Regions from separate parts of the Mus musculus genome. Here all the other regions are linked to region 1. The links are chromatin loops, found by intact Hi-C in ENCODE. Cell type or tissue: left cerebral cortex. All regions are shown on one strand. Links, peaks and the distances in the headings refer to the core of each region. The heading gives the core; the rest is flanking DNA.

Region 1 (7,265 bases), core at 1,248-6,247:
TGAGAGCAAAGAGATGGCGAGAGAGATCCCAAGGGATCAAGTGTCCAGATCTAGTTGGCTAGGTCCAGCCACGTGTAAGCAAGGCAGAAATGCAGACACAAACCCAAGAGAGGAGGTGACCCGCACTGCCCAGACCAAACCCAGCCTCCATCCCTGGGCCCACAACCAGCTTGGATTCAGAGAGCCAGTCCACGAGGAAGAGAATAGAGGCATTGAAGGTATTTATTCATGAAAACACTCGGGTCCAGGGGAGATGGCTACTAGTTACAAGCTCTAAGGCTCTCGTCGAACAGCCACGGGCCGGGGCACCCCCAGGGAGGTGAGCTGGCATCCCCTGGACACAAACAATGGTACCAGCATATCAGGGGACAGAGGGCCCTTCCTTGCCACCTGCCCTGCCCTAGGGTTAAAGTGCAGCTGGGAAGGAGGAGTGGCTAGACTAGGGAGCTAGAGAAAGCTGAGGTCAGTGGGGGCCCTATGCAGGGGCCTCCTGTCCACTATGGTCCCAGGTGATGGAGATGGACCATCACCTCTTTCAGAAAGACCGGCCCCAAAGACAGCAGGGCTGGCTGCAGCTACTTCCCTAAAGGGTCCAGAACACGGGGAGCAGAGAGCTAAGATCTCCAGAGGGAGAGATGGGAGGGATCTTCTTTCTTCTTCAGTGACACTCTGGCACTTGAGTCAGCAGGGTCCTGCCCCAGCCTGACTCCTAAGCCACTCCATTGAAGGGGTTACTTCCCTGGCACTGGGGAGTGAGGGAGGTCGTTAGGGAAACCTATGGGACTGGAGCTTCCGACCTCTGCAAGCGGTCTTCCCACATAGGTCCTTCAGCAAAGGACTTGATTCCCACTCTGGACCCATCACTGGGGATCCTGCCCCCATCAGTTGTGTGGGTCCTGGCCTGGGCCTGCCCTGTTTGAGGATCTCACTCATCCTCAGCAGCTCAGCCCATTTCCTCTCTATCCCGGGTGGGGGTGGGGGGCTCATCTCTCTAGAAGGCCGAAAGGAAAGACCACACTTCACCTTCCAAAAGAAAAGTCCTGCGGATGTCTGTCTGCTTCCTCCCCCATCTTGCATATATTAAATTGTGCAGCTTGGCTCCAGCCCCTCCCTTCAGATCTCCATGACAACCAGGCAGCATTCCAAGTCCATCCAGTGCCAAAGGGGGAGGGGGGCTTCTGCCTATCCCCTCCCTCTTCCCTGGAGGGTGGGACCGACATTCCACAGGGAACAAGAGGGGAGGAAGAGTTGGGGGCCCTCAGTCCTCAGCCCCCTCTTCCTCAACCTGAGGGGCTCCAGGAGGCTCTTCGGGCTCAGGGGTCTGGCCCCCAGGGTGGGGATGGGCATGGGAGTGTGGTCCAGGCTGGGAGCCCGGGCTGTCTTCACCCTGCACATAGACGTTCAGGCCCTCGTGACTGGGCTCCTTGCCGCAAGCCTGGCAGCTGCAGTGTACAATCTTCTCTACCAGCTTGTCCACCCTGGGCACCTCCTCGTGGCCAGGGCACTCCAAGGTCACCTGGGAGGAGCAGGAGGAAGAAAAGGGATGTTTCCTGAAGTCTGGGCAGTGGAGAGACCCCAGGAATAACAACACATCTTTGGGAACCAAAAATCCACCCTGCAACAGCCCAGTGTGCTCTGTGAACCCATCTGGAGGGGCACGAGGGGACTGAGCCCCTGCAAGGGCTCCTCTTCCTCCTCCTCCCCCTCCTCCTCCTTCTCTCCCTTCTCCTCCTCTATCTCTTCTTTTAATGTACTTTTTAAGAAAGATTATTTTACATGTGGTGAGTACACTGTCACTGTCTTCAGACACACCAGGAGAGGGCATCAGATCCCATTACAGACGGTTGTGAGCCACCATGTGGTTGCTGGGAATTGAACTTAGCACCTCTGGAAGAGCAGCCAGTGCTCTTAACCACTGAGCCATCTCTCCAGCCCCCTCTCTCATCTTCTTACACACAGCCCTACCCCTCCTACCCATTCCCCCGGGCATAGGAGTGGGTGTAAATTCTCTCTCTCTCTCTCTCTCTCTCTCTCTCTCTCTCTCTCTCTCTCTCTCTCTCTCTCTCTCTCTCTCCCTCTCTCTCTCTCTCTCTCTCTCTCACACACACACACACACACACACACACACGCACACACACACACTGTGCTCTTCTCAGGTCTTCAGGACCTTCAGGCTGGTCCTGGCTGACCTCACCATGCCAGACCCTGGTGCACCAACAGTAACTCTAACTGCCTGATCTGCCCCCAGAGACTTGGCTGATGTCCTTCCTTCTTCATAGAAAGTTCTGGCTCAACCCATCCTCCCACTGATTCCAAACTCTGCACAATTAACTTCTGGGCAACTTTTGGGTCTGAGCTCCATCCCAAGCTCCCGACACAGTGAGGCTTACTTTATAGCAACCCCCTTAGCACCCCAACTCTTGCCTTGTAGAGTTGTTTCCAACTGTCTTCCTCCCTCCCCCTCCTTTCTTCTACAGAGCATCTACTCCATGACCGCGGGCACAGGTGCAGGTGGGGCACAGGTGCAGGTGGGGCACAGGTGTAGGTGGAGCTCAGGTGTCTGATATGTTGGGAAAACTGTTCATGTGACAACTGCCCAAAGCAAAGGCACACAGGGCTTGAGAGCCTATGGCACAACTTGACTGGGTCAGAGGGTTTGAAAGAGTGCCCTGAGGAAATAATACTTGAGCCAAGAGCCACGAACCAGTAGAAGTTAACTAGCTGAAGAAAGGGGGAAGGTGGAGGGGTGGCAGTTCAGAGCAAAGCAAAGATCATATGCAAAGATCCTGGGGTGGAAAGAACAGAGCAGGTAAAAGGGCTAATGTGAGGTGAGTTTGGTACGTGTTAAGCTGTTGAAGAGGTGGCAGGTTCTAAGATAATGCCAGGAAACTGGTGAGCCCAACCAATAGGGCTGAGTGGGGCAGAGAAAGGCATAGATTCTGGTAACAGTGTGTGGAGACTGAAGAACTGTGATGTCTGTGACATGGGTGGAGCCTCAGACGTATCTAGAATCTTCTACAGGTTGGTGTCAGACTGAAAAGCCCTGGAGCAAGGACCCCATGCGTATCCCCAGCAGTAGAACTCTGCAGCCTGCACGCACGGTAAGTATCCAAGTCCTGCTGCTACAGTTCGGGGATTGGGCAGCTGTACTCACAATCTCCCACATGGACTGGGCCGGCATGCAGGAGTCACAGTGCACCAGGGACTCTGTGGACTGCGGGAAGGTGTTGGGGACGCTGTAACTGAAGCATTGTCCTAGGCACGCCCTGTGGGAGGAGATGTCACTGAGCCCCGATCTCCAGGGATGGGAAGTCTTCAAGGCTCCCTCGGTCCCTGTCCTCACCCTCCTCCTCCCTGCAGAGCCCACCTGTTCTGGATAGACTTGGCCTCACAGCCGCTGTGGCCCACAATCTGCGTGATGTTCTTGGCTTCACACCAGGCACTCTTGTCCGGAAACAGGGCCAGCTTGTTGATAGGTGGCGGGGCAGCCAGCAACATGACAGGGAGGACGGCCCCCACCAGGACCCAAAGCATTGTGCCCGTCACCTCCGGAGCCCTGGAACTAAACACAGGTGGCAGGTGAGGTGCAGTATAGCCTCGGAGGTTAGGTGCTCAGGAGCAGAGGTGCCTTCCAAACATGGACTCTGATCCCAAGAGTCAAAGTCAGATCTGCACATGTAGCCCAGGCTGACCTTCAATTAAGTCTGTACCCAAGGATGATTTTGCACTCCTAATTCTCCTGATCCCACCTACCCTATGGCCAGCTCCAAATACACCTCAGACCTCTCTAAACGTCAGAAGCAGCTATATGTAGCATCGCACCTGCCAGCGCTGGGGAGACTGAACGGTCCTCAGTAGGATAGTTACTAATGTCAGACTGGGAATGCCCCTCAGTGGTACAGTGTCTGCCTAGCTTGCACGACGGCTCTGGATCGAATCCCTCAAATTATAAACCCGAAGTAATCCTTTGATTACAGCCTTAGAGACGGCTGGCTATTGTCCATGCCTCCTAAAAAGACATCGATACTCAACTCTATACCACTCAGATATGTTTCTTCTTATGATTCTCCACCAGGGTGTAGCACACATCATTATCCCCAGACTATTTACAGAGTTCTCTGCTTCAGGAGTAAAACACTAAATTTCCCAGTCAGCCACTAGATGGCGCTGCAGGACAGAAGTCTGTGTTTAAAGGAAACACTCAGAGGGGGACTTCTGCCACCTTCCCCAACTTTATCTTCTGTAGGCTTCACCCAATCCCCTACCCCACCCCACACACACCTCAGAAATAGTGGACGGGGGAGTTCAGAGAGACCTATACCAAGGAAAGTGCTTCCAAAGGCTCCATCCCCCTGACCCCTCTGAGACAGGACACTGAAGAAAGGGATGGATCTGTCTGTCTAGTGCTTTGTGACCCTCCATCTTCAAGTCTCAGTTCCTCTCTACCTGTCCTCCACCTGTAAAATAAATGGCACTTTCACACCTGATAGTGTCTCAGAATTCCCTGGGGACTTACAGTGTGAAAGCTGCCAGCTGCGATAAGATTCACGCTTTCCCAGGGTGGTTCGGATAGACTCAGCCAGGGACTATACCCAGCTCAGTTGGGAACTGTGTCTTAGTTCAGTCCCCAGAGGGGCCTGGATGCGCTTGCCTGTGGGGCAGAGGAGCAGGGATGTATTCCTCTAGTCCTCTGTAAGCCAGGTACCAGGAGTGGGGAAGCAGGTATTTTGAAAAGTATCTATGGAGGGGACAGTGAGAATCCAGGGGCACTGAGGGAGTGGAACCCCAATAAGTTTCTGCTGTGATCTGCACAATCCAAACTCACCAACAAGATCTACAGCAAACCTATATTCTTAGAGCAAGCACACCCTAAAGGAACTGACTGGACTCCTTAACTGCAACTCAACAGCATCAGCCTCCTGCTCCCGATAGAGCCCCTGCATCCCCCTCCTCCCACTCCCAGGAACTAACCTGAGCCAATGTATGACCTTGGCCTTCTAAAGCGGTCCAGAACCCATAGAAAAAGACCAGAACTCCAGGGCCCTCCCTGTGCGGGGCTAGCCTCTCTAGGCATCAGAAAGTCCCTGCTGTGTCACCTGACTCTGTGACACTTTCTTGCTCATGACAGGCAGGAAGTGAGTAAGACCCAGGTAGGAAGGGAAGCAAAAGTCTCAGTAGGAGTTAGGTTTGAGGTTTGAGCTGAGTCTCAACAGCAGTCAAGATGGATTTGGGAGTCTGACTTGGACCCAGAACTCGGAGAGGGTGAGGCTTAAGGCTGCCACAACATGGGGACTGGCTAAAGTGAAGATCAGCCTGGAGGTTGACCACAAAGCTACCTGGAGACAGGATAAGGGGACATTTGCAGTGTCCCTGGCCCAGAGAGCAGTCTCTGTTGTTAGAGCTGGCAGAAGTTAAGGAGAAACGAGTCTTCCTTTTCAGATGGCCCATGGGGAACTAGGATTAGCCATACCCTTCAGAAGAGTGGTATGCCCCAACCCACCACACCCTGACCAGGGCCTGGCAGCAGAACACTGGGATCACCCTTGACCTCCCCAGGACAGCAGCCAGAACACCAGTAGACCAGCCCGCTGTCCCTGGAGTTCTCAGTGTTCAGATTCTGCAGCCTAAGAGCTGTGTGGCTGTAAGAAAGACTTCATCTCTCACAGCCTACTTCCCTGTGTAAAGGAGAAACACTGCTCCTTCCCAGAGCTGGCATGTTCCTAGGACAGTACCCAGCATCCAGCACCCATTATACAATACCCAACATTCAACACCCAGCAGCCAGCATCTAACACCCAGCACCCAGCATTCAACATCCAATACCCAGGACCCAGCATCTAGCACCCAGTATCCAATACCCAACATCCAACTCCCAGCATTCAGCACCTAGTATCCAACACTCAGCATCCAGCACCCAGTATCCAACACTCAGCATCCAGCACCCAGTATCCAACATCCAGCACTCAGCACCCAGCACCCATTCAGTAACCAGCATCCAGCACCCACCACCACCCTCACTTTCCAGGACCATGAGTAAAGCTGGGCAATGTGGGAAGGAAGGCAAAATTTGCCATTAGGAAAGCCCCTCCTCTACCGCTCACACCCTACCCAGAGACCATGGTGCCCTCCACCTGCCTACCACCGCATCTTCTGTTCATTTCACTTGTTTATGTTCTCAACCAGCAACTCAGTGGCTCGTGTCTGTCTACACAGTGGTTAGACTCTCCCTTCCTGGGCCCTCAGAGCCTCACCCAGCTTCTCATAGCTTCCACCCTGAAGGTCACACAGAGTGCCAGAGAGCCAGGGCAGGACCGGAGTCAGTCAGTCATCTGTCCAATCAACACCCAGGCTCTGCAGAGCTTGTCCCAAGACACTTCCAGCACCAGAGAAGAGCCATGTCCTCTTGTGGGCCGTTTCATTCCCTGTAGCTGACACTCCCTTTCTGGGTACCTTCGAGGAAGGTGAGAGAGAATCTCAAGGGTAGAGCCCGAGGGCCCTACATTTACCCACAGGGGAAATGCAGACATGTGGCTGAGTGAGGGGGGTGGAAGGCCATAATTCTGGGCTGAACAGAGGGTTACAGATGGGTACTGGTGGAGGTTGAGGGAGGAATCTCCTGATTGCTAAAACAAAGACCAGAAGAGGGGATAACATGCGGGTCTAATGCAGCCGCTGTTTCTACATGAAGAACAGGAATACATGGGGTGTAGGGAGCAGGGCAGCTGGAATTTGTGTGAGCTTTTATGTCCTGACAGTAGGAAAAGCCAAGGCTTGATCCTGAGCAAATCAGGTGGGCTGGCAGTTACCGGGCAGGTGGGTGCGGGTAGAAGGCTCACGGAAATGAGAGAAGGGGAAATGGGGAGAGAGGTGTCCAGGGAGCGGGGAGCTGGGATAGAACCCTCCTCTCCCTGTCAGAACTCTGGTGCTCGGCCACTGCTTCATCTGAAACCTGGCTCCATAGACAAGAGTGAGAGCCCCAAAGATGAGCATATGGTCACAGCGAACCTGGTTCCTGGGATCTGGGTGTGGGAGGGGAGTGTCCCGCCTGTAGTTCAGTGCCATCTTTAGCGCAGGTGGACTTTACACAGGTGCCACACCTCAGACCCAGGGATGGGGCGGATATTTCTAGTGACTCTCCCAGGGTTCTAGATTCTGACAGGGGTAGGCTTTCTTTCTAGCTCCCCACAGGGAGCACCTTGCCTTCCCTGAATTGGCACTCATGCAGAAAGGAAGCCCCCACAGGGTGACCCATGCATCTCACACAG
Region 2 (7,265 bases), core at 1,494-6,493, 170 kb after region 1:
CCTTTGACCCTGGGCTTGCCTTAGTCCCCCAGCCCCATGACTCGTCGGTTTGGATGCTCTGACATGGTGGCCCTTTTCCTGGGTTACATTCTCGTGCTAGCTCTGTTCTCTATGTCTGTCTATCTCCATACTTCAGTCCCAGCCACAGTGCGTGCCCACGCTGCTGCCTGTTGGGTAGCACATGCTGAGGTCAGGGGTTACATGGAGCTGAGGGGACAAGATGAGGGAATGGCTTGGACTCTCGGGGTCTAGTGTCCTTCACTTCACTACGTGTCTACAAGGCAACGCTAACAGGCCTGATCTTGTGAGCATCCCCTGTGGGTAACCACACTTGCTGGGATTGCGAGTAGAGGGCAGAGTTGTAGAATAGGAGCCCGGATCACTGCACACTGGGTGCCTCTGAGTGACTGGCTTCATCCACCTTGATGGGTGGGGGCACGGAAAGCTGCATGGAGTGGGAGGAGGAGACATTGAGGATGAGCAGCGGTGGGGTGGGGTGGCTGGACAGAGACTGGGTGGGAGCAGATGCACGTCTGTGCTATGCTGTGCTGTGCTGGTCATTAGCAGGCAGTGGGCACACGTTCATTTTCATATTGATGATCCACAGTTAGTCACAGCATGGAAGCATAGCCTTGAGAGCCTACTGCTGTGGGGCCTGCTGGCCTGGGAAGGTCATGGTAGGTCAGGAGCAGCCATCTTGCACGTACCATTTTTCTGTGCAGTTTTATATCCTCTGCCTGTGCATGGGGATGTATGACTGTCAGAACCCCAGCTCCCAGTTTTCTCATACCTTCTTTCTCTCAGAAACAGCAGGAGAGTGAGTGTTCCCTCTCAGACTTGAAGGTGCCCGTGGAGGAAGAGCACAGTCCGGCTCCTCGGCCAGGTGGTCCTCTGTGGCCTTTAAGGGATAGCGTGGCAGGGGCCATGTGTCATTCTCAGGCGTGTATCTAAGAGAACTTGAAGTCGGTGGCTCCCATTGGTCCCCATGCTTTCCACTCCAGAGGCTCGCCAGAGTTCCACAGGCCTTGCAAATCTTGCCCAATTAAAGGGCTCCTAACTGTGCAGGGCTCTTTTGCCTTTCTGTGTTAGTGTTTGAGATTCCATCGCTCCTAAATGCTTGCCGCTCAGCAAGTCTCCAAAGTCCTTCCTTTTTGCTTGGGGCCACTTCCCCGTCGGCCTCCTGTTGGTTTTTATTCTGCTGCGTGTAAGAAATGTAAGTTTCTGGAATTGTAGAAAGGCTCTGGTTTTTTAGTTTTGCTTTTGTCTTTTTTTAATTTGCGCTTGCTGTGACATTGGAAGGTGGCAGGGGCGCTCTGAGAACCTTTGCTGTTTCCGGTGATGCTTGAGAAACCATTCGAGAGCGGATCGAGGGCTAGACTTTGCTTTGTCTGTGCTCCAGGAAGGAACCAGAGTGCTCAGCCCCGCTTTGGCTTCAATTCGGGACATAGGTGGCTTGGGGATCAGGTAAAGCTGAGGAGGAGGTGGCGCTGTGATGGCTGATGGACAGGACTCCTTTGAATGGAGACCCTGGCTTGGGTCTTGCCCTCACAAGATTTTCCTGTTCGAGACCTGCCTTTGGTACTGTTGGAAAGCAAAGAATGTACTTGGGAGCACCTAGCCAGGAGGGTCTGATGAATGTTCCCTTAACTTAGATTCCACACTTTGATTGATAAGGAAAAAAACAAGAACATAAAAGTGAGTTAGAGAGCTGGGGCCTCCTCCAAAGACCAGAGGCAGAAAGTCTTTCCTCTCCAAGCTGGCAGACTCTGTCCTGGGCAAGGAGCGCCTAGATTGATTCATAAACAGGCTTGGTTTGGGAAACAGGTAAAAATATTTGGTAAGAGTATAACATGCTCGGTCTCCTTCCCCTGAATGTTTGAACTGCATGCTGCAAGGAATGTGGGCTGGGCAGCTGGGGGAGGCCGTTGTTAGAGGAATGTGGAGCTGGGATGCTTGAAGGAGCCAGGGCTTGCCCATCTCCCACTTCCCTTTAAAGTCCATGTGGGGCTGAAGAGACAGACGGCTCAGTTGTTAGGAGTACTAGTTGCTCTTTCAGAGGACCTGGGTTCGTCTCAGGACTCACATGGTAGTTCACAACTGCCTGTAACTCCCGTTCCAGGGAACCTGATGCCTTCTTCTGGCCTCTGCGGGCACTGTACATATATGGCACACAGACACTTATGAAGACAAAACACCCATACATATTAAGAAGTGTTTGCCAGGAGAGGTGCCACATGTTTTTAACAGCACCTGGGAGGCAGCCTAGTCACAGAGTTCCAAGACAGCCAAGGCTATATAGTGAGCATGTGTCAAAGGAAGGTCAGAGTACTTACCTGGTTAGTTGGTTAGTGTGCATAAAGTCTTGGGTTGGGTGTTATGCTGCATGCCCATAATCAGAATTCAGGACAAAGAAGCACGAGGTGCACATGTTCGGAGTTCTCCTTGGCTACATAGGAAGTTTGAGGCGGACCTGGGCTACATGAGGCCCTGTTTGCTTTGTAGTGATTAGGTGCTAGCTGCTTAGCACTGGCGTTGATGAACGGGTCTGATTTGAACTTGGAACTGGGAAAAGCTGGTGTGACTGTGACACTCCCTCCTGGCCCTCGGCATGTGCAGTTTGTACTTGGTGAGGGGCAGGGCCTCCACAGTCTGTAACTCACAGAAACTGCTTTATACAGAGTGCGTGCAGTGAGCTTTTGAGAACCCTGTCCTGGGTGACTGTAGAGATAAAGTTATCTAATCCTTGGCCATGAAATGGTCAAGGTCTAAAACTGAGCCAGAGCTTCCCGATTGCCTGTGCTGGTGGAGCCCGAAGATAGACAAAAGGGTGTGGGGCCACACCCCCTCTCCCCGAGCCAGAATCACTAAGGTGCACCATGAGTGTAACTTACCAGCCTTGGAAAACGTAAGCCCGTCCTGATCCATTCATTTCTGTTATAAGGAGCCGGATCTCCATGGCTTGTCCAGAGCTCTGCATCAGTGCTGGGCATGTCGTCTCCATTTGCTCTGGGCCCTCAGTCACCAGAGTACTAGCCCACTATGGCAGCCATCTAGGAGCAAGACTATCTTGCCAGCTGTCTCAAAGCCAGGTTCGTGGCTCACTTAGCATTTTGAAGTTGGGAAGGGTACGCTTGACAGGTACATATAATGGTATTAGTAAGGACCCTACAGGGCAGGGTATTCAAATGAGGTTTATAGTATGTCTTTCTGCTTAGGAATCTGATGTTCTGTGAAGGCCTGAGGTGGGGCCTGGAGGAGCTGGGACCACACCCTGTTATGTGTGCTGGGATTGGGCACAGAGAGCAGGCCCTGCTCAGTGGGTAGTGGGTAAACACAGACACTGCTGTTCAGTCCCCTTCCTCCCCTGTCCTCCCAGCTCAGCTGGGTTGGGACAGCTTGCTTTCTTGGCCTTCTGGGTCTTGCTGTGTGCCTTGCAGGGCTGCTAGCTGCAGAGCTGTGTGGTGCCCCCTCCTGTTTTCCTTACCATTCCTGTCATTCTTGTGCTGGCCCCCTTGCCCCAGCCTCACCTAGTGTCTTCAGGTTTCTTTCCTGCTCTGGCAGTCTGGAGATGTCCTGCTAGTGTGCGTCTTCCTGTCTCTAGTCTCTTCCATGGTTCCAAACCAGTTCCTAGGTTAGGAGCCTGACAGAGGCAGAGCAGAGTTGGGACCTGTGTCTGATTTCTCGTTGTGTGCTGTGTTCCAGCGCTGGCATGTGCACCTCTAGGACACTCTTGCTGCTTTCATTGTTTCAGTTCTTAAAAGCATAACTTCAGGGCCTTGGGAGAACAGAAGAATCGGGTTGTAAGCAGAGCCCCCTGCTGGCCATCGAGGTCTCTGGCACCCAACCCTTTCGTCTGGAGTGGGGCAAGCCAGGACGCTCCCCAGCCACGGGCTCCCCATCACTCATGTGCATGTGCACCCGAGTGGACAGGGTCTGCTTTCGATCCTTATCTCTCCGGTGGCGGGCTCCCAGCCAGCAGGCAGATCAAAAGATGGAATGTGTTCATTTGGCCATTTTTTTAAAAAAAATCAAGGTCCAAAGGTTCACTTCTGAAAGGCGAGGGCGCCGGGAATTAGATTATCCGGAGAGCTGAACCACTCCAGCTTTTGTGCCTTTTTTTTTTTTTTAAGGGTTCATCTCAAGTTTCTTTTTCTGGTTGAACAATTTTTTTCAACATTAATAACTAATGGAGAAGAGGAAGAGGCAAAGTGGAACCATATGACAGCGCACACGGCCTTGCCTGTGGCCGGAAGCTTCTGATTTGTGTCCGCTTTCATGCGATCAGCTGTTGGGTTAGATAGTAGGAAAACACGCCATTTGGGCAAGAGCAGTGCTGCAATTTACCTCTCAACCGAGCTGAACTGTGTCCCTGTCCCTTCCTTAGACGCTGGCTTGTGTGACTTGGGTCAGCTTGTTTCTCAGGCCCCGTGTGCCTCTTCTTTAAAGTAGAGGTCTCTGGGCCACCAGGATGGCTCAGTGCATAAAAGCGTTGCCACCGAGACTGAAGACCTGAGTTTGATTCCCAGGTTCCACGTAGTGGAAGGAGAGAACCAACTCCCACAAGTGGTGTCTGACCTCAGTGTCTGCACTATGGCACGGGCACTTTCTTAAAAAATGAATGAGTGAGTGGGTGGGTGGGTGAGTGAGTGCGTGAGTGAATGAATATAGTCTTAAAGAAAAAAATAGTCTCTGTGAAAACCTGTCCTGGGGATAAAGGAGTGATGGCAATAGATTGGAACCCATGGTGACAGAACTCGTCTTTTCTATGGTTTATCGTCACTGTTGTCTGGTTTTTTCCATGTTGTCTCTGTGGGTCTTGAACTCAGTGGAGTCAAATGATCCTTCTGAGTCAGCCTCCTGGGTAGTTTGGACTACAGACATGTGCCTGTCCTGCCTCCCATTAAAGCTGCCTTTGCTGTGCTTGGACTGAACCCAAACCCAGGTGAGAATGCCCAGGGCGGAGGCAGGGCCTGTCCCAACAGACGTATAGCGTTACTATTCCAAGTCACTGGAAATTAAGTTGAACCCTCAGCAGCCCGGTTTGGCCAGCACCATTGCTGTTAGATGGACGTTCCACACAAAAGCTGATGGGGGTAGGTCACGTAGGCAGTGTGGAGCGCAGCCAAACACAGTCTATGCTGGCTCTGCTCCTCACAGTGCTGGAGCACGGAGTAGACTCAGGTGTTTGGACCTGGTCATTCAGCTCATTGATCACTGCAGATTCTGACACCCCGAGAGTGTGGCACAGCCAGGGGCAGGAAGAGCTGAGGCGCAGATTTAGATAACTGACTGGCTCACAGAGCCATTGTTTTCCAGCATGCTCTCAGGCAAAAGACCTCAATGCCTGCTCCCATGGGACCCAAGCATAGATTGAGACCCTCAGCAGCTGATGGGACATGGTGCTTGACTGGGGTCCCCTCATGGCTCCCTGGGCACAGTCTCCCGAGTCTCTGCTGGTATTAGGACAGCCAGTTCAGGAGCAATCAGGGTCCTCTGCTGTCCATTGGTGGAACTCCACGATGCCTGGAGAGAAGTGGGAGTCAGGGACAGGTCTGAAGGAGACTCGGGGAATATGGCAGAGTGTTAGATTGAACAACTAAAAACAGCTATCCTGTGTAACATTAGAGGGGTGGTCAAACTGGAACCGTCTTCCTTGTGACTCAAAATTCAGTTTAACTCAGCAGCCTATAGTTTCTGCACCAACTCTCAATGGGGAGGGTTTTTATACAAACTAGCATGTAGAGGAGATGGCTAGTAGTCCAGTGTTGAGAAGGTGGATAGAGGACAGGATGAGGGGCAGGACTGACACATGGTACACGAATGTACACGCATGTGCATGCGCACACCCCATGTGCCTAGGGCAGCTGCTCCCACACTGTATAGCCACACTGTATAGTCTGTACTTGTTTCCAGTGACAGCACAGTGTCATTCTAGACTAGGTTGTCTTTTATCAGAAGAGGGATTGATGCAAACAGAACTTGAAAATATGGCCCAACTTAAGAACTTGTCTTTTAGGGACCTGAGCAGGCAGAGCCAACTAGCTGTCTGTGACCCATCCTAGGTACTTGTGTGCTCGGGCACATCCTATGTCCTGCACGATCTCCATAGTTTTCCACTGTGTGCTGCCATGGTAAGGGCTCAGTTGAGTGTATGTTCTTCTGTGGTTGTTTGGAGGCGTGGGCTTGCAGAAGTCTGGGATTAGCTCTTTAGGGGTGGCTAGTCTCTGGCATAGTTTGCCTGGTTCTGTCCTTCTGTCATTACTGTGACTCTTCAGGCTGGGCTTGGGGCTTTGGTTTGGTAGTGGTGTTATTTGTTCGTTTTGCTGGTAACTTGAGACACTGAGAATTGAATTGAGGACCTCATGTGCAGTAGGCAAGCACTCTACCACTGAACTATCTTCCCGGATGTCTGTTTTCTCATAACACAAGGTCTTAAGTTACTCAAGTAGGCTTGAAACTCACTGTACAACCCAGCCAGTCTTTGAACTTAGGATCCTCCTGCTTCAGCCTCCCAAATATTTAGGACTGTGCCACCAGGCCTGGTCATACTGATGTGGAATTCATGGTCTTAAATCCTTCTTCTCCCTCAGCCTCCTAAACAGCCAGGATTACAAACGTACATTCCTGTGCCAGCTAGGAATGGAGCCTCTTTCCTTGCAGCTCGCATCGTCTTGCCAGCCTGGCTGCTAAAGGAGATCTGTCTTCCCAAGCATCCTTCAGCATCCGCTGTCTGAAGCAGCAAGGTGTATTGAGATACAGAGAAGGGCAGCGGGGCCAGAGAAATGGCTCAGCGTTAAGAGCACTGACTGCTCTTCTGAAGGTCCTGAGTTCAAATTCCAGCAACCACATGGTGGCTCACAACCATCTGTAATGAGATCTGATGCCCTCTTCTGGGGTCTCTGAAGACAGCGACAGTGTATTTACATATAACAAATAAATAAATCTTTTAAGAAAAAAAAGAAGAAGAAGAGGGCAGCATTGCTACCCAGACAGTGAGGACAGACAAAGAGGACTAGGAGGCTCAAGACAGGACTTGACAATCTGTAAGGAGACCCCAGCAGCAGCCCAGTAGCACAGGTGGGTTCTTAGTGGCAGGCCACAGCACGAAGGGCAGCATGAAGGTGCCAGGGTCATTTCACCGCGCCCATAAAATTCAGCCAGTGCCTCATGCCTGGCTGCCTCATGGAAGCCGTGAAACTTTGCTTCTACAACTAGGGTGTCCCAGGTGGAGGGCTCTAGCTATAACTAAGCTGCAGTGGGGGCTG
Region 3 (7,265 bases), core at 1,494-6,493, 200 kb after region 1:
TAAATATTTAGACACAAAGGTGGGGTGATGAGGTGATGGAGTGAGGAGATTGGGCTTGCTGGCCATTTGCAAGAAGACCTCCCCCAGCAGCCACAGCACCCCTGGGTCTTCAGGAAAAGCCCAGCCGCCAGCTGGTCTTTGCCATGGTTCCTGACGGGAAAGGCCTCCCTGACCTGGGCTTGGCAGTTAGGCCATGCAAGATATTTTCTGAAAGAAGACAAACTCGTGGCCTTTACTTGCAGGTAGTGGGAATGAAGGCTGGGGCAGACCTTTAGCGTAGGGCTGAGGTGTCTGGGGTGGTCAGGATGGTGCCATCTCCATGCTGTATCTAAGATGACCTGGCTCAGGAAAAGCTGACATGAGACCACCACCCACAGGCCTGCCCTGGCTGTGGAAGGCAGGGGCGCTGGGCCGCCAGAGGGCGGAAGAGGTCGAACTGGATCCTTCCCAGAACCTGAGAACCCTGAGTTGTGGTTTTTCCTTGGCTCTCCTGGCAGACATATCTAATATCCACCCCACCCCCAGTGAGGTTGTCTCAAGGAAAACTGTCAAGCTGGGCCTAGTGGCACACGCCTTTAATCCCAGCACTTGGGAGGCAGAGACAGGCAGATTTCTAAGTTTGAGGACAGCCAAGGCTACACAGAGAAACCCTGTCTTGAAAAACCAAAAGAAAAGAAAAAAAGGAAAGCTGCCTTCAGACTCCTCCAGAACGTGGTCCAGGCTGTAGCCCTGTCCTTCCATGGCCATGTGAGCAGACAGACTTTATGCTTTTTTTCTTTAATGTTTTTTTTTTAATTTATTTACTATTATATCTAAGTACACTGTAGCTGTCTTCAGACACTCCAGAAGAGGGCGTCAGATCTCATTACGGATGGTTGTGAGCCACCATGTGGTTGTTGGGATTTGAACTCAGGACCTTCGGAAGAGCAGTTAATGCCCTTAACCACTGAGCCATCTCTCCAGCCCCAGACCTTACGCTTTCTAAAGTTCTGTGTGCTCTATCGACTCCATGCTAATCTGATTCTCTCCTTAGCCCAAGAGGCCTCCTCAGGTCCAGCTCAGTCGGGCACTCCTCCTTCCTAGGGTGGGCGCTGTGTGAGCACTGTATCTGGCTAGGTGGCAAGGTTAATCCTGGCCTGACAGCCTCGCGTCGATGGCGCAAGCTGGGCATACTTGGGCACAGTGCATGCTTTAACAAGGGCTGTGTGCTGCTAAGCATGCGCTGGCATCGCGTGTATGTTCATTAGCTTAGCATGCAGCACAGGCAAGGACATAGATGCCAAGGTGAGCAGGGCCCTTTGCACCTGGGCATGAGCTCGAAGCAGCCACCTCGCTGCTGGCCGGCGAGGAAAGACACTTGTGGCAGTGGGAAACCGTCTGCCCCCCCTTGAGGCCCACAGCTGCCACATTCAAGCCCTTGCTTTGCTTGCCTCTTCCCCATCTCAGCCAGAGAGAGGAAAGAGTCTTGATGGAGACAGGCGAGCTGGTCCCCGACTCCAGACTCCGTAGGAACCACCGTGGGGAACATCTGTGCCGCCACAGAACATCAAAATGTTTTCCTTCTGGCAGCTTCTTTTACGAGGGTGTAATGATATATGCACTGCAAAAACAGTTCTGGCTTTGGTGGGCCAGCGCTGCCAGCGAGCTGACCCCAGCCAGGTGTGGGAGGACGGAGGCCTGCCGTGGGGACGGCAAGGGGGCTACGGAAACTGCCCGCGTGAGCTGGGAGCTTGAGCTTTGAGGACCGCTGTGTGCTCCTGAGGAGTCCACCCCCCCCCCTTACACACACACACACACACACACACACACACACACACACACACACACTATTCCTTTGAGGGTCTAGGATTCCGGCCTTTCCCTGCTGGAAGGTGGCTCTTGATTCAGAAGCACAAGCATGTGGCGAGGCACTGAGTCGCTCTCACCTGCCTGGTGGGAAGAGCCCTTCACCCCTCAAGCTGTGCTCACCCCAGGCTGCCACCACTCACTAAAATGGCCCTTGAGAGACCTCAAAGCCTTCATCCCTTCCCATGTAGAGGCAAGAATCTCCCTCTGCATAAAGTAGAGGACTGAGAGAGTCTGATCTGGAGGGGTGCAGGTCACTGATCAGAACCCCCCACTGGAGCAGCTCTGAGCAGTCTTGAAGCTGGACACGGGGTCCATGTGGGATGTTGGTTTCTAAGAACTCCTTTGGGTGAGAAGCCCTGTCCTTTCTCTGAGGTGTGCTCCCCAGCTGTGTGTCTTCACAGTCTAAGACTTCCGGAGACCCTCTAGCCAAAGGATGCCCGGCAAAGTTCAGGAGCTAGACTCGGGGACCAAGGTACCGATGGCTCTCACAGGCCTGCATCACCACCTCCTTTCAGCAGCTCTTAGTCAAATCCCTTGCCAGTACCAGAACTCTGTTCTGCAGAGTCATGTGGCTCTGGGAGGCCCTTGGGTCCAGCCTATTACTCTTAACTAGATTCTCAGCTTACAGCACGGTGCTAAATGATCACCCCACTGTTCCCCAGTGGTCCAGCGCTAACTGTAGTATAAGCAGGTGCCTGTCTGTTAGAACCTATTGGGCCACTCTGCCATATGCAGTGACAGGCCACTCAGCCCTGCTGGCGTCCTGGGATTCCCCCTACATACAGCCTGGCTTCACTAGTCCTTGTCCCATCCAGGAGGAAGGGATTGAAGTTACTGACATTTACACGCCATCATGTGGGTTCCAGGAATTGAATCCCAGTTCTCTGGAAGAGCAGCCTGTGTTCCTAACCACTGAGCCTTCAGCCCCCATGTTTAGCTTCTAAATACTCAGTACTCTCCTGGTTCCCTGTGAATCTGAAGGTGGGCTGCTCTCTTCTCTCTGTTGCACCCTTGTCAGGGAGGTAAAGCTCACCATAGGAAAACCAGAACCCAGCAGCAGGTCCCCTTATCTCCCTGCCAGCTCCTCCGTTCATGCGCTGAGCTGGCTGTTGGCCTCGTGCCTTATAACCCAGGAGTCTCACATTCCCCTGCACCGCTAGCTCCTGACTTTGGAGTGGTGGGGATGCTGGATAGGGCCTGGGAGTCCCTCCTAGCCAGGTGTTAGCTGACAGGGTCCATGGCTGCCATTACTGGGCTAGCCAGTCAAGATGTGGCAATGATGGGATATGGGAGGATTCCAATGCCAAACCAGGCCACACCCGAATCTGAGTAGCAGTTTCTACCTGTGGCTGCAGGAGTGATGTAAAGATAGGCAAGGCCAAAGTGATGGCCAGGGTGGCCTTTGCCCTCCCTGTTGTGGCCCTAGGAGCTAGGTGGGAGGCCCATCCTCAGAGCGGCATCAGCAGGCCATGCCTAGAAATGGTAGGACTTCAGGTCTGCTGGCCAGGCTGTTTACAACCCAACACTTAAGTCATTGGTGCTAGAAAAGTGGCCTTATAACAACAGCTCCACAGAGCCACCAGCTGCCAGAGGACCGTGACACACAGGGTCAGCCACCTGGGGCAGAGGACTGGAGGGCAGGTGTGTTGGTCAGTTGGTGGTGTCAGGCTGCTTTCTGAAGCTGCAGCTTTCTCTGACTAAACAATGTATCTCTGCAGATGGAGAAAGACGAAACTGTGAGTGACTGTTCCCCACACATAGCCAACATCGGGCGCCTGGTGGAGGTGAGTGGTCCAGGTTCACCCTGCCCCAGTGCCGCACAGGCCTGCCTGCTCTCCACTGCCTCCCTGTGCTGCAGCTGTTCCCGTTCCCGCCCTGCCTACAGTTTTCTGAGTTTTCTTCTGACTTGGAAGCAAGTGAAGCCGGGCTCCAGGCCCACCCACCCCAGCGCCTCTGCTCGGCCTTGTTTCCCCTGATCGCTGTGTGTGAACAGTGATGAACTCGGGGTGCAAACAGATCGTTGGAACACCAGGGGCCTTGGAGCAGCTTCACTTGTGGCTGCTGCAGTCTCGCCTGTCACCACGTCCCGTTTGGAAGAGCGAGGTGTTGTTTGGACTGGAGACATGTTCTCTGGTTTCACAGAACTGTTCACAGAGATGGTGGCCAGGCAGTGCTCTGGTGATGTGGTTTAGACCCACTCCCGGCAGTGGTCAGAATTGGCCATCAGCCCCTAGGTGCTGGCTTCCTCCATGCCTAAGGATAAGAAAGACCCAAAACACAAATTATAGGTGGGGTTCTGGCAGCCTGGCATTGGCTCTCAACACAGGGGAGTGGCCCCACAGCTCCACCCTGTGGCCAAGGCAGGGACTGCAGGCTGAGAGGTTGCAGGTGGGTGTGGGCCTTGTTTCCTGTGGGCTGGCTCCACTGACTCACCTCCCTTCCCAGGACATGGAAAACAAAATCCGAAGCACGCTGAATGAGATCTACTTTGGAAAAACAAAGGACATCGTCAACGGGCTGAGGTAATGTGCCAAACCTGGGGCTGCAGTCCCAGACTCCTTAGCGAGCTGAGGTCAGGGATGGCTTCACAGTTGCAGTTTGAAAGGCTCAGAAATTGGCTCAGCACTTTCTATGACCTCTACCAGGTCTGGTCTCTGGGCTCACTGACCACAGCAAGCTTTGATACCTGCATGGTGGAGCTGGCCACGGGCTGGCTACAGAATGTGCCCAGGCCCTTTGGAGTTGGGTTTGGGAGGCCCCCACACAGATCTCAAGACACTGAAGAGAGCTGAGCAGCCTGGCCTGAGGTTCCATTTGAAAGCTCCTGCCGCTGTCTAGTGCTCTGTGTTTTGCAGAAGCAGGCAGGACTCACTGGCCTCTGGCTCCAGTGGAGTGGGAGTGGGAGGCAGGACCCAGCTGGGGAGAGGGGAAGTAACTGAGGAGGGACTGAGATAGCACTGGCCTTGGAGTCATGTGGCCAGGATCCTGTCTGAGCTCTTTCCTCTTTCCCCACTCCTTTCTCGGTGGCCTTGTCCCATCCGGGAGGCAGGGTGCCGACAGGGTTAGGAGAGCAGGGTTGGGAGGGCTCTGCAGTCCAGCTCTGTTGTGACTCTGTGGGGCCCAGTCTTCTGATGTCATTCCCTGGCCCAGAATTTAATGCACCCAACAGAAAGGCGGGGTGTAACTTGTGAGTTCACCCAGCAGCATTATTTAGGTAAGACAGCCCCTCCTGGTCCCCAGTGGTCCTGAGTATCTGATCTGTCAGGCCTGACACTGGGTCCTGTGGCACCAAATGCACCCTCTCCTGCCAGGCCAGACTCCTCCATTCCCAGTAATGAGGAAAACACGAGGAACATCTGAGCCTGTGTGGGGTCGGGTGTGAACCCCTAAAGACCGGGGCCACTGCCAACTGTGGTTGTGGTGTGCAGTCAGTTCCAGTGTCGTGGTGGCCTTCTCCTGTCTCTGCCTTTGCCCACGGCTGCCAGGTTCTTGTTCGGCATTGCTGTTGCTCTCTTGCTGTGGCTTCACCCTCTCTGAACACTCTCTGTAGATCTCTTGATGCTATCCCCGACAACCACAAGTTTAAGCAGTTGCAGAGGGAACTTTCTCAAGTGCTGACCCAGCGCCAGGTCTACATCCAGCCTGATAATTGAGCCGACCCAGGTATCCTGTCTGAAGGGCGTGAGGCCTCCCCACTAAACAGGACTCACCAACCTGCTGAGACCCTGCCACTAACCTGTGTCTGCTCACAGCTGCTGGGCAGCCACATTAACGCATAGTCTCAGCCCCACGTAGTGTGAACGCGTGTGTGGTGTGTGTGCTCTGCACTCTGGGCAAAAGCCAGGTTTGAGCTCTTGCTCCTGATGAAGCTCAATCCGTGGCACTATCTCCGCCTCTCCAGCAGAGGGTGCTAGGTGCACCCACTCCACTGGCTCAAGGAGCAAGGGCTGTGTGCCCTGCCTTCTGCTGGCTCGCTCACTCAGGTCTCACAGCACAGCCAGATCCTCCCGCCTCCTCTACCAAGAACCTTACAGTCCCCAAGCTACATCCCAGGTGGTCTCCCTCTTATTTTCTGTGAGTGACTGAGCGCTCCCCCTAAGCCGGGCCAACACTCTTCCAGGCTGGCCACTGCTGGGCCCTCTGTGCCCACACCCTCCCTTAATGAGCTGCAGCTGTCCCAGCAGGCCATGCTGATGGGAAGGGAAACAATCCTGCTTGTTGACAATGACCAACAACCATGACTTGGCTTATGACAAAGACAGATACAGATATAGCCAGCATCTCAGGGGGAGGCTTTAAACCAAGGCTCGTAGGACCCACAGGCCCCAGGGCTGAACACCAAAGGCCCAGCCCAGGCAAGGACCTTGGGATTTACACTGCGGCTCCAAGCTGGGGACTCCCCTCCCACAGTGGTCTGAGCCATGTGCTGACTTCAGGTCCAAAGCAGACTGCAGTTCTAGCCTGGATGGCATCTCCAGGCCTCTCACTGGAGAAAACCCTTCTAAGGGATACTCCTGCCATCCCTAGCAGACCAGCTGGAGGTGCCCTGAGGGGAGTCCAGCCCGTCAGCCACATGTGCCCCCTCCTTGGCCTGACCCCAGCTCTGCCTGAGCCCGCATGCCATTCCTCACTGTTAGGCTAGCCTGAGATCCTGAGCCCCAGAGAGGACAAAGGGATCCTTGAGTGGCAGCAGCTCACACATCATCAGTGGCGTCTCAGCTCAGGTCCTGTCCTCACCATCTTGAAGACTCCTCAGGCACTTCCACCGTCTCTCTCTGTCCCATCCGCCTCACCTCCCCCCACTTCAGCAGGGAGGATGGACTTCCGATAGAGCTCTCACTGTGAACTTGAGCCGCTTGCCGGAGCATGTGCCCTGCCTCTTCCACCGCTTATGAGCCCTCAACAGTTGCTGCATATAGTTTAGTATGCTCTCAACTAACCGATGTGTCGTGAAAGGAACCATCGGGACCTCTCCAGCTCTGCTTCCTTGCCTGGTCTGGAAATCAGCTTAATGAGGACCCACCCTGAGGGCTTCTGAGGACTGAGATGTGTGTGCCAAGCACTTGGTACATTGTAACAGTTTCCAAGCCTTAGCTGCTTCCCTACCAACCCAGTGGGCAACAGCAGGCCCAGAGTGTCCCTCTCCAACGACTGCCTTTTAGAATGCAGGCGTGCAGGGCTCCACCGCCAGGCTGGGTTTGCAGCCAGCTGCACTCACACGCAGCGGAAGCTCTTGTCTTGATCCCATGGCTCAGCCATGCAGAGGCAGGTTCCTACGAATTTGGTAGGGAAGAGGGGTTGCTACACCTGGTTTTTCAGGGTAAGGAGCCAGCCTCTGCTGCAGGTAGAGAGGGTGGGGTAGATACTTCATTAAAAGGTCCTCACTATCCAGAGCCTTCACCTCTCTGCTAGCAAAG

Evidence for each region. Peaks named below come from ENCODE experiments on the same cell type or tissue, not always from the same donor. Only the 100,000 strongest peaks of a DNase experiment are listed, where the experiment ranks them.
Region 2: a loop joins it to region 1, with 9 times the contacts of the local background. A loop is called at or near these places in 25 of 42 quality-filtered maps.
Region 3: a loop joins it to region 1, with 7 times the contacts of the local background. A loop is called at or near these places in 23 of 42 quality-filtered maps.

What each region holds. Positions count from the first base shown.
Region 1 is chr4:139,082,087-139,089,351 of GRCm38, forward strand. It overlaps Nbl1 (NBL1, DAN family BMP antagonist), which reads right to left. Exons shown (of 4, transcript NM_008675.2): 2 at 3,368-3,562; 3 at 3,155-3,266; 4 at 206-1,516. The coding sequence starts at 3,534. The coding sequence ends at 1,259. Among named protein-coding and RNA genes, the nearest start is that of Nbl1, 7.3 kb to the right of the region's middle. In left cerebral cortex, for the core only: CTCF peaks have their summits at 1,837 (motif pointing right) and 4,151 (motif pointing right); DNase peaks (open chromatin) are centred at 1,387, 3,359 and 4,158.
Region 2 is chr4:139,248,349-139,255,613 of GRCm38, forward strand. All of the region lies in intron 2 of Capzb (capping protein (actin filament) muscle Z-line, beta), which reads left to right. Among named protein-coding and RNA genes, the nearest start is that of Slc66a1, 59 kb to the right of the region's middle. In left cerebral cortex, for the core only: CTCF peaks have their summits at 3,821 (motif pointing left) and 5,511; a DNase peak (open chromatin) is centred at 3,811; H3K27ac peaks cover 587 bases.
Region 3 is chr4:139,283,463-139,290,727 of GRCm38, forward strand. It overlaps Capzb (capping protein (actin filament) muscle Z-line, beta), which reads left to right. Exons shown (of 9, transcript NM_009798.4): 7 at 3,567-3,632; 8 at 4,294-4,370. Among named protein-coding and RNA genes, the nearest start is that of Slc66a1, 24 kb to the right of the region's middle. In left cerebral cortex, for the core only: CTCF peaks have their summits at 4,207 (motif pointing left) and 5,749 (motif pointing right); DNase peaks (open chromatin) are centred at 2,920, 3,815, 4,212 and 5,765; H3K27ac peaks cover 3,557 bases.